Regions from separate parts of the Homo sapiens genome. Here region 1 is linked to region 2. Evidence: read pairs that join two places in POLR2A ChIA-PET (ENCODE). Cell type or tissue: HepG2. All regions are shown on one strand. Links, peaks and the distances in the headings refer to the core of each region. The heading gives the core; the rest is flanking DNA. Region 1 holds the start of ACY1 (aminoacylase 1). Region 2 holds the start of POC1A (POC1 centriolar protein A).

Region 1 (5,365 bases), core at 154-5,153, 170 kb before region 2:
TTACAGGTGCGCCCCACCATGCCTGGCTAATTTTTGTATTTTTAGTAGAGACAGGGTTTCACCATGTTGGTCAGGCTGGTCTCAAACTCCTGACCTCATGATCCGCCACCTCGGCCTCCCAAAGTGCTGGGATTACAGGCATGAGCCACCGCGCCCAGCTGCCAGGACATGCATTTTTAAATTTAGATAACTACTATCTCACCCTCCAAAAACACTATATGGATTTATCTTCCCATCTGTCATGTATGAAAGTGCCCATTTCCCCATGTCTCCCCCAACACTGGGTATTATTTATTTTTTATTTTATTTTATTTTTTTTTTAGACAGAGTCTCGCAGTCGCCCAGGCTAGAGTGCAGTGGCATGATCTCGGCTCACTGCAGGCTCCGCCCCCCGGGGTTCATGCCATTCTCCTGCCTCAGCCTCCTGCGTAGCTGGGACTACAGGTGCCCGCCACCTCGCCTGGCTAATTTTTTGTATTTTTAGTAGAGACGGAGTTTCACCGTGTTAGCCAGGATGGTCTCGATCTCCTAACCTCGTGATCTGCCCGCCTCGGCCTCCCAAAGTGCTGGGATTACAGGCGTGAGCCACCACTCTCGGCCAAGATATGCTTTTCTAACAGGCATATTACATTACCAGAAAATAGCTTCTGGGCAGTTTTAGGTAGTGTGTGCCAGTGCCAGTGGTCCCCAACTTTTTCCCCCACTGTGGTGGGCAGGAAGTCCTGTGCCCCTTCCCAGTGCCCCTCAGCTGGTACCTGCTGCTGTTCCTAGGTTTTGGGAACTCGGCACCTTCAAAGGAGGCAAGCACAGAGGCAGGGCGGGCAGCGCTGCTGGAGCGGGCGCTGCGGGACCTGGAGGTACAGAATGCCGTGTTGGTGAGCCCCTCGCTGAGTGGCCACTATGCCCTGCCCTTCCTGATGCGAGGCCACCACCAGCTACATGGATTTGTGCCCATCGCACCCACCTCCACCCAGAACTACACCCAGGAGCAATTCTGGGCTGTGAAGGTACTGGGAGAAGGATCTCAAAGGTCCTGGCACCCTGTCTGTGGCTTGGGGGGGTTCAGGACTCAAGTCTTACTTGGAGGGACATGGCCTTATCCCTGACCTTGGATGGAAGAGTTGGATGGTGTTGGGGAAGGCTTCCTAGGAAGTGGCTTGGGGGTCAGAAACTCATCAGGCCCCAAGATCACAGCCCCCTGCCTTGCCCTGCAGACTCCAACCCTTATCCTGTATGGAGAGCTGGACCACATCCTGGCTCGAGAGTCACTGCGGCAGCTCCGCCACCTGCCCAACCACTCTGTGGTGAAGCTACGCAATGCAGGCCATGCCTGTTACCTCCACAAGCCGCAAGACTTCCACCTTGTCCTGCTTGCCTTCCTTGACCATCTACCTTGAACTAACCCACTCCCAGCTCCCAGCCTGGCATGAGCTTGGACAGTCTGGACCGCCACCCTCCCTGAACCAGGGAGACAGCCTCTGGGATTGGAGGCCAGAGGCCAGGGTCAGACCCAGCCAGGACTCCTCATTTCATCTCACAGACACAATAAAAAAGCATATTTGTCCTGCCTGGGAAGTGACAGGTTCCGTTTCCTGGTGTGCTGTGGGAAAGACGGGAGTGGGAGGCAAGTCTGGGACTACTTTGGGCCTGGGAGCTGGAGGGGATGTCCAGCAGTCTGAGAAGGCTAAGAATGCGCCACTTCCTAAGTGCCTGGCCTCACCACTCTGTGCCTGAGTTTCCTTATCTGTAAAACGGGTATGATGGCAACACCTAGGTTGGAGGGTGGTTATAGGACTGAATGAGTCTGGATAACTGAGTACTTGGCCACATAAGGCTGGGGAATTGCTGGTGGGAGGCGGGGTGTATTACTGCTGCTGCATGACCACAGGGATTGGTGGGAAATCCAGGGTCTGGACAGCCAAGCCAAGGAAGTCAGGAACCTAGAGGGTATGGGGAACGCGATTTAACAATTAGCCAGCATTGGCCGGGCGCAGTGGCTCACACCTGTAATCCCAGCACTTTGGGAGGCCGAGGCAGGCGGATCACGAGGTCAGGAGATCGAGACCATCCTGACTAACACGGTGAAAACCCGTCTCTACTAAAAATACAAAAAATTAGCCGAGCGTGGTGGCGGGTGACTTTAGTCCCAGCTACTCAGTAGGCTGAGGCAGGAGAATGGTGTGAACCCGGGAGGCGGAGCTTGCAGTGAGCCAAGACCGAGATCACACCACTGCACTCCACCCTGGGTGACAAAGCGAGTGAGACTCCGTCTCAAAAAAAAAAAAAAAAAAAAAAAAAAAAAAAAAAAAAAAAACCAGCATTAGCTGGGCACTGTGGCTCACATCTGTAATCCCAGCACCTTGGGAGGCCAAGGCGGGTGGATCACCTGAGGTCAGGAGTTCAAGACCACCCTGGCCAACATGACAAACCCTGTCTCTACTAAAAATACAAAAATTAGCCCAGCGTGGTGGCACGCACCTGTAATCCCAGCTACTCTGGAGGCTGAGGCAGGAGAATCACTTGAACCCAGGAGGCGGAGTTTTCAGCGAGCCGAGAAGGAGCCACTGCACTCCAGCCTGGGCAGCAGAGTGAGACTCCATCTCAAAAAAATAAATAGCTAAATAATTAGCCAGCATTGTTATGAGTTAAAGTCTATTTGCCCGCATGAATAAATAGGTAAATAATTAGCCAGCATTGTTGTGAGTTAAAATCTATTTGCCCGCATGACAGAGTGAGACTCTGTATCAAAAAAATAACTAAATAAAGAATTATCCAGCATTGTTATGAGTTAAAGTCCATTTGCCCCCATGTTATGTGTGAGCAGCCAAGACTTAAACCTCAGGAAAGGTGGGACAGAACCCTTCCCACAGCGTGCCTCCTTGGCCTAGAGATTGAAGTCTTTGTCCCTCACCCTTCCCCAAGCTGACTCAGCCCCTGGAGCAGAGGGCAGACCTGGCTGGGAGTACAAAGGGCAGCTGGGGCACAAGTGGGCAACTGCAGCTGTGGCCTGCAGGGGGCCAGTGGTACACCTGTGCCTGTTTAGCCTCCCCCTCTGGTGGCTGCAGAAGAGCCAGTTTCCTCACACTGTCCATCCAGGGTCACAATTACATCCATTCACAGTGACTTCATCACACCCACCCACCATCTCACACTGTCACATACACAATCATATCCACTGATAGACTGCACACGCAGTGGCACGCTTAAACCGTCACACGTGCTCTTGTCCATGCATTCATTCCCATTCTAGGCACTGTCCGGGCTCGGCACGGCCCCGGGCAGAACCTTGCAGGAAGTGGAGCTCACAGCCTCCTGGAGTTCAGTGTGGGCAGACAGACATTGGCCAATAACTTCAGTACAAGTGGAGCTGAGGCGTCAGGGAGGACCTCCCCGAGGGGCTGAGGCCTGCAGTGGGGAGCCGTTGGAGACTTGCCGAGGAGGGCGAGGGCGCAGGCCCAGGGCTTTGCAGCTCTGCATCTTGAGAGCCTCGGGGCGGCCCCCTTTCCTCCCGCCCTATCCGGGGGCTGAAGGAGGAGGCGCCCTTAGGGGACGGGACCGTCCTGAGCTCCCGGCGCATACCTGGGGGCAGGAGTGGCAGGCGTGTCGTGTGGGGCGGGGCGAGCCTGTCAGAGCAGGGCCAGCCCGGAGCTCGCAACTCGCGGGGCGGCGCTGGCCGCGGCGGCCGCTGCCCGGGGACGGGATCCGGATCTAATCCTCCAGTAATCTCGCTGAGGCCCGAACCAGAGGCGGGCGGGGACATCCGCGCCGACGCGGCCGCTGGCGCCGGGACGGCCCTCACTGACGGTCTTCGGTCTCCGCCCCGACATCCGGCCTCGGCCACGTGGTGGGCGGACCGGGGCGGTCCTGAGCCTGCGACCTCGCAGGCGACCTCGCTGGACCCTAAGTCCAGGCCACAGTCAGGGAAGGGCGCTGAGAGGCGAGCGTGAGCCCAGCGACAGGAGAGTGAGGTGGGGGCCCTGGGGAGGGATAGAGGGACTGGGGCTCCGTGGCTTGAAAGCCGGGCAACTGGGAGGCGTTGGGGTTTTTCTTGTTTGTTTTTTGTTTTTGTTTTTGCCTTTTTTTTTTTTTAGGAGGGCGGGGGGAGTACAAGTCTGGGTTCAAACCTTGCTCAGCTACTCTATGAGCTGTCCTTGAACCTCTCTGAGCCTCTCAGCTTTCTCCTCTGTAAAGTGGGCATTCTGAGCACAAACTTCATGGGGCTCTTTTGGGGATTAAATAAGGAAATGTGCTGGAAGCAGACAGCCCAGCGCCTGAAACAGAATGGGTGCTCCTTAATGGGGGCTCCGAAACACGGTATCCTACCCCTGTGGGAAGTCCGGGAGCCGCCGTGGGGACAGGCTGTGTGCAGGAGCTCACCATTTCCAGGGTCTTGGAGGGGTAGTTAGCCATTCACTTTGCCCCCAGCTCACCACGCGCAGCGCCATGACCAGCAAGGGTCCCGAGGAGGAGCACCCATCGGTGACGCTCTTCCGCCAGTACCTGCGTATCCGCACTGTCCAGCCCAAGCCTGACTATGGTGAGAAGACGGTGGTTCCAGAGCCTGTGACGGGGCCTAAGGGACGGGGACTGTGCTCTAAACCAGCCTCCAACCCCTGTCACCCAGCTGAGCCCCACTCTGCTGTCCCAAATGGCTCCCCAACCCCTCCAGCCATTCCCCAAGTAAATAGACTGAGGCAGCCCCTCCAGGTTAGGGAGGAACCCTTTCCCCAGAGACTCTGCTGCTGACCAAGGTTACTCCTGGCAGCTGGTTAAAGAAAAACTTCACCTCACTCTCCAGGGCAGGAGTGGTGGGGGAAGCCTGAGGCAGCCACAGGGAAAGGAGAGGCCCTCCAGAAGCCCACTGGGGCTGGACAAAGGCCACAGCCCTTAGGGAGTCAAGCTTGGTGGCTAGGGCCTGGGAGGTGGCTCCTGCCTGTTATCCCAGCACTTCAGGAGGTTGAGGCTGGCAGATTGCTTGGGCCCAGGAGTTCAAGACTAGCTTGAGCAACATGGCAAGACTCTGTCTCTACAGAAAAAATACAAAAATTAGTCAGGAATGGTGGCACACCTGTAGTCCCAGCTACTCCAGAGGTTGAGGTGGGAGGATCGCTTGAGCCTGGGAGGTTGAGGCTGCAGTGAGCCGAGATCGCACCACTTCACTCCTGCCTTGGTGACAGAGTGAGACCCTGTCTCAAAAAAAAAAAAAAAAAAAGGAAAAGAAAAAAAAAAAACTTAGTGGCTGGGAATTGTGTACATGGGTCCAAATTCCTCCTCTGTGATTAATCAGCTGAGAGATGGTGGGTGAATCTCTTCATGTCTCTGTGCCATAGTTTCCCATATTTAAGGAAGATAACACCTTCCTCCA
Region 2 (5,365 bases), core at 202-5,201:
CTATTGTTAAGATACAATACTACGATACTCCTCAGATTGATCTACCGATTCCACATAATTCCTATCAAAATCCCAGGTGTCTTTTTTGCAGAAACTGACAAGCTGCTCCCAAGATTCACATGAAAATGCAAGACACCCAGAAAAAAAAAAAAATCTTTAAAAACAAACAAACAAACGAACAAACAAAAAACACAGATACTATAGAAAGTAATTTGGCAGTTCCTCAAAAAGTTAAACATAGGTCAGGTGAAGTGGCTCACACCTGTAATCCCCACATTTTGGGAGGCTGAGGCAGGAGGATCACTTTAAGCCAGGGGTTCAAGACCAACCTGGGCAACACAGCAAGACCCTGACCCTACAAAAAAATTAAAGAATTAGCCACACGTAGTGGCTCATGCCTGTATTCTCAGCTACTCAGGAGGGTGAGGTGGGAGGACTGCTTGAGCACAGGAGTTCAAGGTTGCAGTGAGCTGTGATCACATCACTGCACTCCAGCCTGGGCAACAGAGCAAGACCCTGACTAAAAAAAAGTAGTTAGCCGGGCACAGTGGCTCACGCCTGTAATCCCAGCACTTTAGGAGGCCAAGGCGGGCAGATTACCTGAGGTCAAGAGTTCAAGATCAGCCTGGCCAACATGGTGAAAACCCCTCTCTACTAAAAATACAAAAATTAGCTAGGCGTGGTGGTGGGCGCCTATAGTCCCAGCTATTTGGGAGGCTAAGGCAGGAGAATCGCTTGAACCCAGGAGGAGGAGGTTGTAGTGAGCCGAGATTGCACCAGTGCACTCCAGCCTGGACGACAGAGTGAGACTCCTAATCAAAAAATAAATAAATAAAATAAATATAAATAAATAAAATAAAAAATAAAGTAGTTAAACGTGGTTAGCAAATGACCCAGCAATTCTAGGTAAATACCCCAAAGAGTTGAAAACATGGTTTACACAAAAACTTGTACACAAATGTTCAGAGCAGCATTTTCCTTAATAGCCAACAAGTGATTGAACCCAAATGATCCATCAACACATGACTGAATAAACCAAATGTAGCATATTCATACAACAGAATATTATTCAGCCATAAAACCGACTGAAGTGCTGATGCTTGCTGCAACATGGATGAACCTTGAAAACATGCTAAGTGAAAGAAGTCAAACACCAAAGGCCACATTTTGTCTGATTCCATTCATATGAAAAGTTCAGAATAGTCAAATCTATAGAGACAGAAAGTATTAATATATTAGTTTGCCAAGGGTTGGGAGAAAATGGGGAAAGAGAAGAAATGGTATGACTGTTATTGAGTATGGAGTTTCTTTTTGGGATGATGAAAATATTCTGGAATTAGTGATTACAGTTGCACAACACTGTGAATGTACTAAAAACTACTGAAATGTACACTTTAAAAGGTGAATTCTGTGGTGTATGAATAACTTAATAAAGTTAAAACACCAGAGAGAATACTCCGGAGACTCTCTCCATCCAATAGCAGCTTGTGTCTTAACACTTGAAGGGTTATAATTCAGCCATCCAAACATCTCCCCCTACTCTAAGTATCAGAAACCTCAAAGAAGCATTTTGGGTGCTCCAGGAAGCCCAAAGGCTCCTCCTGGGAAAGGATGTCCTTGGGGCACAGCAAAGCCACTGCCACCCTACAGAGCAGTAACCAGAACAAAGGCCCTATGGCCTTGTGCCCAGCTCCACCCCTAACGCACCTGTCAGAGTCTCCTTTCAACAACAGAGGGAGGAGCAGCTGGGGGAGGGTCCCCAACAGAGCCTTCTGCTCTCACCTAAGCTTCTTGAAAGAACATGCGTAAGAGAGTGTCCGCCCCTAGGCTCAGTGGGCAGAGGCAAGTTCAGGTCCACCCCTGACCAGTAGGTCCCATGGTATCTCTCAACACCGCCTCCCCTCTGTAGTTCCCTGCATGTGGGCCTCATCTCCCTCAACAGTGGTTTATACATGAGGGGACAGGAAGGGAGGTAGAGTACCAGATTAGGAGTCAAAAGGTCTGTATCCTAGCCTGGAATCTCCGTCCATGTCCTCAAGTGCCTCAGGGCATCACAGGCTACCACCCAGCCTCCCTGACTCTCCAATCAGCCAGAGGGCCTTGCCCGTTCAAAGGAATCTCTCGAAATGAGGACTTCTGGAGGAATGTGAACTCAGAGAGGGCGGCTCCGCCCCGCTCACACTGCAGGCCCGGGCATCCCAGCGTCCTGCTGTACCTACCTGCTGGAGCAGGGTGTACCCTCAACAAGACCCCACGCAGCCACCCACTGCTAAGGACGTGGAGAATGGCTAGAGAGGCCCGATACCGGCCCCAGGTCACACATGAGTCGGGACTTGGTCGTGTGTCCCTCGCTAGGATGCAAACTATGGAGGCAGAGGCCTGTTTGTTCGCTCCAGAAACCCAGCGCAGGGCCTGGCACGCAGGAGGCGCTCAGAAAGTGCCCGACCCAGCGCCCCCTGCGCAGACAGTAAACTGGACCTGAAGAGGACCACCCTGGAACCTGGCGCCCCGCCCGCCCCTCGCAGCCATCGCTCTGGCCATTAGGCGCCCAGTGTCCCAGCGGGGAGACTGAGGCCTGGGGAGTTGCTCTCGGCTGGGCTTACCGCGCAGGGCGCAGCCATGGCGGGGCTGGCGGCGCCGAAGGCAGCTGCGGTGGCCGTTGCGGCCCGTTCAGTTTCCGCGCCCCCAACGGCCACCAATAGCAACGCGGGCCGCGTCGGCACGCCCCGCCCACCGCAATTAAAGGAGAAGCGCCTCAGCTTTTTGCCCGACGACTGGAAGCAGAGCTGTATGACCGGCGGCCGGCGCCACGGTCTCCGTGCCCAGTTCCCCAAGCCCAGACAACCCACAGACAGCGCAGCCAAAAGCCTCTGTCCGCCGCCACTCGTTCCGCCTGAGAAATTAAAAGACCCAGGATGAAGGGTTCACCCCACCAGCCCGTCGTCCGGCTACTCTAACGGCGAGCGCAGCCTCCTGGGAAATGCAGTTCCAAGCCGCCCACGCCCCTATGTCTGGAGGAAGGTGGAGCTACACTTCCCAACATGAGATTGCACCATTGCATTCCAGCCTGGGCAACAAGAGGGCGGGCCGGGTTTTACCACCCGAAGCGACGGCCTTAAGGATCCCGGAAGCGGAGGACACGTGGGTTGCTGTAACCAGATTGCGTTAAAGCACCCGCGCGCGCCGGCGCAGCCAGATTTTCCCCGCAGGAACCTATTGAGAGCTGAGTATTCGCCCCTCGGGAACTCTCAGTGGTTCGCCGTCCGAACGTTCTTAAGACAAGTGTCGATTTAAAATAACATGAGTTACTCGGAATCACAATCATGGAGTGGAGAGATCAAGGTTCGATTCTCAGTTCTCGCCCTGATTGGCTGTGTGATCTCAGGAAAAACGCCTCTGCTCTGTGCCCCGGTTTCCCCATTTGTAACACGAGGGAGTGTGGTGCAGCCCGGCCCTGTCAGGATCCTTAAGGCCTCAGAAGCTGTTAGAAACCCAGTCTTTAAAAGAAGGAGAGGCCGGGCTCAGTGGCTCACGCCTGTAATCTCAGCACTTTGCCACTTTGGGAGGCCGAGGTGGGTGGATCACCTGAGGTCAGGAGTATGAGACCAGCCTGGCCAACATGGTGAAACCCCATGTCTACTAAAAATACAAAAATTAGCCGGGCGTGGTGGCACGCGCCTGTAAACCCAGCTACTCGGGAGGCTGAGGGAGGAGAATTGTTCGAACTCCGGAGGCAGAGATTGCAGTGAGCCTAGATGTTGCCGCTGCACTCCAGCCTGGGCAACAGAGGGAGACTCCGTCTCAAAAAATATATATATATATAAAATAAAATTTGAAGGCCACCAGCAACCATCTGAATAGACTCCCTGCTTGGCCAGGGCACTCAAATTTAACCTGAAAGAGTGGTTCAGGCCATGATGGGAAGTGGGGGTTGGACATGCCTCATTATACCCTCCAGCATTAACATCAACAAAAACCTTAAGTCTGATAAGAAACATTTACGATCTATTTTCTCTGAAACCTGCTACCTGGAGGCTTCATCTGCATGGTAAAACCTTGGTCTCCATAACCCCTTATCTTAACCGAGATATCCCTTTCTACTGATAATAATTATTTCAACCAATTGCCAATCAGAATATGTTTAAATCTACCAATGACCTGGAAGTTTCCCACTTCGAGTTGTCTTGTCCTTCCAGATCAAACCAATGTAAATCTTACATGTATTGATTGATGTATTTTGTCTCCCTAAAATGTATAAAACCATGCTGTGCCCAGGCCACTTGGGCACATGTTGTCAGGACCTCCTGAGGCTGTGTCATGGGTGTGTCCTTAACCTTAGCAAAATAAATTTTCTAAGTTGACTGAGACCTGTCTCAGGTATTTCGGGTTGACAGTTTGGCAACCACGAAAGGATTCTGAGTGGAGGTGCCCCTGACCTTTGACAGATCTCCTATCGGTGCTTGGTACCAGCTTGAGCTATCTTTATGGCTCAAATCTACAGGACAATTTGCTAAGGCCTGGGAGCCCCCCTCCACAAAATTCCTGATCTTCCCAAATTTGGTTAACATCTAAAGTTTATTTTACTGTACAACTCCTTTTTCTGGAGTTTTACTTGTTTCCAACAAGGAAGGCAGGTTTTCCTGCTTCCCTGACGATGGAAGGCAGGTAACTCCTTTCTGGAGTTTGAGCTCGCTTCCAACAGAGAAGGAAAGTTTGAGTTTTCCCTACTTCTGGGATGGTAGAGAGCAGTCTTTAGCCTAAGACCTGTTCTTAGGTAAGTAGCCGAATTGGGGATTTTCTTGGCTGAAGTTAAGGTTAACAACCAGCTGGTCTTAATTTTCCTTACCATTAGAGTGCTCAGTAATCATATAAATTGTACGATCAAGCCCGGCATGGTGGCTCACGCCTGTAATCCCAGCACTTTGGGAAGCCAAGGCGGGTGGATCACGAGGTCAGGACATCGCAGACCATCCTGGCTAACACGGTGAAACCCCGTCTCTACTAAAAATACAAAAAATTACAGGGCGTGGTGGCTGGCGCCTGTAGTCCCAGCTACTCGGGAGGCTGAGGCAGGAGAATGGCATGAACCCGGGAGGCGGAGCTTGCAGTGAGCCTAGATCAAGCCCCTGCACTCCAGCCTGGGCGACAGGGCGAGACTCCGTCTCAAAAAAAAATAAAATAAATAAAATAAATAAACAAATTGTGCGATCACTTTTTTTTTTTTTGCTTAACTGTTTTTTGTTGTTGTTTGTTTCTGTTTTTGTTGTTTCATTCTTTTTCCCATTGAGGTTGATGAATTATATCTGACTTGATCAAATCTGAAGGAAAGTTCCAAAGTTTGGGGAACAAGGCCTCTGAATTGGCT

Evidence for each region. ChIA-PET counts read pairs that join two places held together with the same protein. Peaks named below come from ENCODE experiments on the same cell type or tissue, not always from the same donor. Only the 100,000 strongest peaks of a DNase experiment are listed, where the experiment ranks them.
Region 1: POLR2A ChIA-PET joins it to region 2 with 24 read pairs; 26 of 35 experiments call an interaction of 5 or more read pairs at or near these places.

Annotation. Positions count from the first base shown.
Region 1 is chr3:51,979,622-51,984,986 of GRCh38, forward strand. It overlaps ABHD14A-ACY1 (ABHD14A-ACY1 readthrough), which reads left to right. Exons shown (of 17, transcript NM_001316331.2): 4 at 4,426-4,537. ABHD14A (abhydrolase domain containing 14A) reads left to right here. Exons shown (of 5, transcript NM_015407.5): 4 at 772-1,007; 5 at 1,215-1,575. The coding sequence ends at 1,397. It overlaps ACY1 (aminoacylase 1), which reads left to right and starts at 3,914. Exons shown (of 15, transcript NM_000666.3): 1 at 3,914-3,968; 2 at 4,426-4,537. The coding sequence starts at 4,444. RefSeq lists an enhancer at 1,544-2,045 and a silencer at 3,499-3,948. In HepG2, for the core only: a CTCF peak has its summit at 3,023; DNase peaks (open chromatin) are centred at 3,010 and 3,800; H3K4me3 peaks cover 2,562 bases.
Region 2 is chr3:52,151,752-52,157,116 of GRCh38, forward strand. It overlaps POC1A (POC1 centriolar protein A), which reads right to left and starts at 2,672. Exons shown (of 11, transcript NM_015426.5): 1 at 2,604-2,672. The coding sequence starts at 2,621. RefSeq lists enhancers at 2,065-3,042, 3,043-4,019. In HepG2, for the core only: no CTCF peak of the experiment used is centred there; DNase peaks (open chromatin) are centred at 2,000, 2,110, 2,730 and 3,050; H3K4me3 peaks cover 2,141 bases.